Regions from separate parts of the Homo sapiens genome. Here region 2 is linked to region 1. A link is a loop called in an ENCODE intact Hi-C map of the cell type or tissue named here. Cell type or tissue: Caco-2. All regions are shown on one strand. Links, peaks and the distances in the headings refer to the core of each region. The heading gives the core; the rest is flanking DNA. Region 1 overlaps CEP126 (centrosomal protein 126). Region 2 has its middle 48 kb from the start of CEP126.

The links. A loop is a pair of places that touch in the nucleus more often than their neighbours do. Peaks named below come from ENCODE experiments on the same cell type or tissue, not always from the same donor. Only the 100,000 strongest peaks of a DNase experiment are listed, where the experiment ranks them.
Region 2: it touches region 1 in a loop (5-fold over the local background); 8 of 110 quality-filtered maps call a loop at or near these places.

What each region holds. Positions count from the first base shown.
Region 1 is chr11:101,973,141-101,976,071 of GRCh38, forward strand. The region is part of intron 6 of CEP126 (centrosomal protein 126); the gene reads left to right. Among named protein-coding and RNA genes, the nearest start is that of ANGPTL5, 58 kb to the left of the region's middle. In Caco-2, for the core only: a CTCF peak has its summit at 1,368; no DNase peak of the experiment used is centred there.
Region 2 is chr11:101,865,505-101,868,435 of GRCh38, forward strand. No RefSeq gene overlaps it. Among named protein-coding and RNA genes, the nearest start is that of CEP126, 48 kb to the right of the region's middle. In Caco-2, for the core only: no CTCF peak of the experiment used is centred there; a DNase peak (open chromatin) is centred at 1,307.

The DNA of each region.
Region 1 (2,931 bases), core at 107-2,606:
TGTTGCTGAGCCATATGGGATGTGTATTTTCAACTTTACTAGGTAATCCAAAATGTTTTCCAGAGTAATATATGAAATTTCCCTTTACTACATCTTCACTAAAAGTCTGATAAACTTTTTAATGTTTTTCAGTCATACAGTATAAAATGGTTTCTAATTATGTGGTACATATACACCATGGAATACTATGCAGCCATAAAAAGGAACGAGATCATGTCCTTTGCAAGGACATGGATGAAGCTTGAAGCCATTATCCTCAGCAAACTAACACAGGAACAGAAAATCAAACACCGCATGTTCTCACTTATAAATGGGAACTGAACAATGAGAACACGTGGACACAGGGAGGGGAATAACACACACTAGAGTCTTGGAGTGGGGAGGGGAGAGCATCAGGACAAATAGCTAATGCATCCGGGGCTTAATACCTAGGTGATGGGTTGATAGGTGCAGCAAACCACCATGGCACACATCTATCTGTGTAACAAACCTACACATCCTGTACATGTATCCTAAAACTTAAAATTTTTTTTAAAAAGCAATAAATTAGGTTTTAATAAAAAGGCATAGAAAAACTTTAGCCCTATTTGTCTGGAAACTGAATATAATAAAAATGCAAATGTATTCCTTGAAAAGTTTCTAATTATGATAACTTATATTGTCCTCATTACTAATTAGTTGAACATTTTATATGTTTATGCATCATTTGCATTCTCCTGTGAAATGTCTGCTCTTGTCATTGCCTATTTTTCTATTTTTTTAAATTTCTTATTGATGGAAGTTTTTTACATATTGTATATACAGATCCAATATAGATTATATGTGTTATAATTATTTTCTGCCAATTTGTGATTGGTATTTTTACTCTTTCTAATGACTAAAAGTTTTTCTCAATGTGGTCAGTTCCTTTATGGTTGCTGGTATGTATTTAGTCTTTTTTAAATCAGTTTTACACTTCTAAGAAGGCAGATACCTGTTTTGATAACTCTTCTTTGTTAAACACACACACACACACAAAGCAAAAAAGGTTTACCATAGCTGTTACAAGGTCACTATAATTTTGGACAATAATTTTAGGCAGTAACAAGCAGATCTTTAGAAGTACTGCTATACTCTGTGTCATTTTATAATATATATTTTAAGGAATTATAAACAAACTGGGATTCCCCGGGGCTATGAGAGGAGAGGTTCAGTCTAAAAGTCAGTTAAAGAAACACAAGCCTAAGAGATATGATAGCTATGTACAAATATTTGAAGGCTTATGACAAAGAAGAAGGAGTAAACAGAACTGAAATGAAAGGGTAAAAATTGCAGAGAGGTTTTCAGCTCAGCATAAGGAAGGATTTGAGCTATCCAGCAAAGGAAGAGGATGCCCCCATGAGGTAGTGGCTCCTAAGATTTTTTCCAAAACTATAATTTTGAGAATGTCTCCGGTATTTTTTCATGTGTTTATGATTAAGAATACTACAGATTTTTTTAAATATAATGCTTTATTGAAGATTAGTAGCTTTATTTTGAGTTTGGTAGTGAAACTATCCTATCTAGAATTTTCATATGAAACTAGGAATTTGGCCAGAGATACCAGTGCAAGCTACATTATTTTTGCAAAAATAGCAAGGTTCTCAGCTTTTGTATTAATTGTTAGGTAATATTTAAGCACATGTATGTGAATAGAAAAATACATAAACAGTTTTAAGTATATACTGTGTCTTTAACTGCGATCAATAATCTACAATCCACAAAACTACAAAGAACAATAAAGCACAAAGATAAATAATGCAATCAAGAAGTACAAAAGTGACTTCAGAAAATTGATGAGCAAACTGAGGGATGAGATAAAACCCTGACACAGCAGTTAAGTGAACAAGGAAATTTTTATGCAAGGTGTTTAAAGCTTTTTAGATAAAGATGAGGACTTCTCAAGATTTAGAGGAAGAAAATTCCAAGAATAGAAAACAACATAGAAACTGTATTGCTGCCAAAATTATCTTGGTGGAAACTATAACATTTTGCATATATAGCATTTAGCATATTGATACAGGTGGAAATAAGCATAATACAGTGCTTTTTAAACTGTGGGACATGACTCGTTCGTCAATTGTGAAATCAACGACTGGTAACCAGTATTTTTTAAATGAAGTCTAATTTTAGAATTAGAATATTCTAGAATGGAAACTACCAGACGGTATCATACGTTGTGAGGATAAATATATTTTATAAAACTACATATGTCTCCAAGGTCACAATGCAAAATATATTTATTTCTGTGAGACACAATCAATCAGAATGAAAATTACTAGCATATGTGTAAGAGCTAGAAGTTTAGATTTTAGAGCCCAACTAATTGGAGCTGAATCCCAGCTTTGCCCCTTACTGGCTCTGTGACCTTGGGCAAGTTACTTATCCTCCCTCCTGCCTTAATTTCTTTTTTGTTGTTGTTTCTTTTCTTAACTTTTATTTTCGGTTCAGAAGTATATGTGCATGTTTGTTATATAGGTAAATTGCATGTCACTAGGTTTTGGTGTACAGATTATTTTGTCTCCCAGGAAGTAAGCATAGTACCTGGTAGGTAGTTTTCCAGTCCTCACTGTCCTCCCACCCTGCACCCTGAAATAGGCCCCAGTGTCTGTTGTTCCCTTCTTTATGACCATATGTACTCAAAGTTTAGCTCCCACTTATAAGTGAGAACATGCAGTATTTGGTTTCCTTATGTTCTTGTGTTAGTCTGCTTAGAATAATGGCCTCCAGCTCCATTCATGTTGCTGCAAAGGACATGATCTTTTTTATGGCTGCATAGTACTCCATGTTGTATACGTACCACATTTTTATCCAATCTACCATTGATGGACATTTAGGTTGATTCCATGTCTTTGCTGTTGTGAGTAGTACTGCAATAAGCATACACATGCACGTGTCTTTATGGTAAAACAA
Region 2 (2,931 bases), core at 272-2,771, 110 kb before region 1:
GAGAATAAACAAAAGGAATAGAGCCTCAGAGTCCTGTGGGACATCAGTAAATTACCAACATACACATAATGAAAATCCAAGAGAGGCTAGAAAGGAGCAGAAAAAATATTTTAAAAAATAATGACCAGCCCGGCATGGTGGCTCATGCCTGTAATCCCAGTAATCCCTCCCTCTGGGAGGCCAAGGCAGGCAGATCACTTGAGGTCAGGAGTTCGAGACCAGCCTGGCCAACATGGCGAAACCCCATCTCTACTAAAAATACTTAGCCAGGCCTGGTGGTGGGAGCTTGTAATCCCAGCTACTGGTGAGGCTGAAGCAGGAGAATTGCTTGAAACTGGAAGGTGGAGGTTGAAGTGAGCCAAGATCCTGCCACTGCACTCCAGCAGCTTGGGCAACAGAGTGAAACTCCATCTCAAAAAAGTAATAATGATGAGCAAAAACTTCCAAATTTAATTTTAAAATATTAATTTACATGTCCAAGAAGCTCAAGAAACTCCAACCAGGATACACTCAAAGACAATTAAAATATTCTAAAATTGGTTGTTGTGATAGTTGCACTTTAAATATACAAAAAGCTATTGAATTGTACTCTTTATATCTGTAAATTGAATGGTATGTTAATTATATCTCAATAAAGTTTTTAAAAAGAGAATGAGGTACCAATACATCCTTACAACATGGATGAACCTTTAAAACTTTGTTCTAAGTGAAAGAAGCCAGTCACAAAAAGCCACGTATCATATAGCCCACTCATATAAAATGTTCATAATAGGCAATTCCATAGACACAGAAACTAGATTTGCGCTTGCAGAAGTTGGAGGGAAGGGAGTTACTGACAATGGGTATGGGATTCCTTTAGGGAGTGATAAAAATATTCTGCAATTAAATAGTTGTGATGGATTCACAATCTTGTGAATATGCCAAAAATCACTGAACTACATACACTAAAAGGGTGAACTTTATGGTGTGTAAGTTATATCTCAATGTTTATAAAAGCAACACCCTCCTCCCCAGAAATTTCAGTAGTGAAAAGGTGTAAAACCATTGTAATGGTTGCACATGTTTATGCTGGAAAATTGGTAAACTGAAATGTTTCTTTAAAACACTTATACTTCATTGGGAGAGAGTTATTTCTTTGGAAAATGCCCTTTCTCTTTTTTCTATGAATAGTCAAAGTTTCAGGAAAAAGAACCAGTAATACACATGTATTTTAAAAGGTGTGACTAAGTGTCAGAGGGTAGATTGTGCAAGATAGGTACCTTAGAGCTTGACCAGGACAACTCTTTGCTAATCTTCAGGAATTCTTGGGACTCTGGCCCTGACTCAGCCAAGACAAGAATAGTGAGCTAATGATTAATGATGTGATGATTAAAGTTCAAATTCTCCTGGTGGCAGTCAGAACCAGTTTGTTTATTGATGGCTTATACCCAGTATAATCAGTTGGATATCCTGGCTTGGCTATGTGACCAAGAGGATATAAAAGACCCTGTTGGAAATGTTTAAGTACCTTTCCCAAAACAAAGATTTATCATCACACAATTCTTGGTAATTCAATTTGGAAACATTGCATATCCTGATGCAAATAAGAAAGACACTGGGGAGCTGCGCTTGGAAGTTTCTTGGACCTCTGATGCTTTCTTGCAATCTCTTGTTCCTGCTTTACTGTATCCTCTGCCTTTATTGAATATGCTCTTCGAGGCCTTGTTAGTCTTTCAATTATCCAGCCTAATGCAATCTCTTTTCATGAGTAATGCATTCCATACTGCAGATCTTTTTTATAAAAAGTAAAGGAGCAGCAATCTCAGTAATTATATTCAAATGAGACTCTCAAAACCCTGTGAGCAAATATAAGCAAAATTAGTCCCACCTGTGGGACAGCGCCAATATACCCAGCAGCTGTTCATGAGTAGAGATGGCAGAGAGAATACTGCCTGTTCCCAAACATAGAAATCCAATCTGGTTGTCCAACCCAAACCACGAAAATCGTTGCATTCCACAGACAAGGATACAAGAGTTATATTTGTGAAAAAGAAGCTTCTGCTGCTCAAGAACTTTCTCAATGATGCCTGAAATTGAGGGTCAAGAAACAAACCCCAGAATCTAGTAATCGACTCTTGAGTACCACCCCACCCCACATTATCTAGACCATAGGTCTAAGTCAGAGATTCTGATGATCTCCTCAGGTACTTTGGCAAATTCATCACAAATATCTCCTGTTAATATATGGGTAAAGAAATGTTTGGGGTTAATATGTGGGTAGAGAAATGTCGGGATGACCAGAGCCATCCTCATACATAGTCATATCTCTGTAGCACAAGTGTTCAAATTTCTCCAAATTCCACCACTAAAAAGATATCAGAGCCACATGGATCCATACCTTCATGGCTTAGATGTTTTCCCATGCTTTGCTTGAGCTCACACTATCAAGAAGGTACCAAGAGAAAGGCACCATTCTTTGAACTTAATCGCCAGACCCACTTCTTCTGGTTGCTATTTAACCAGACTGGTCATCCACTCTCATTTATTCTGTCATCCTTTCTACCCAAAGTATAACCAGTTGAACAGTGTGGATTGCCACCACCCTAGAGCATTTCAACAATATCCTGGCTCTAGGTTCTCTAATCTTCTTCCTAACAAAGACTACACAGGGGTTGTATTAGTCACTCACCTCCCTCCCACCCCTGGCCGTATTCTGTACTTCCCTACAAGGAGCTATTAAGCTTAAGACCCATGAATTCAGCCAGCAATTTGTCTTTCTCATTTGCTTATAAAATAAGCAAGGTTTACAAGGGAAACTCCTGAGGCAGGTCTTCTGAAGCTGGAAAATAATTTCAACCCCTACACACAAATTAAGCCAGAGAGAATTGAAGCTGATGAGGCATTTAAGTGGGCAATAAAAATCTGGAGTTGGTGGAGGGAGAACCACCTAAG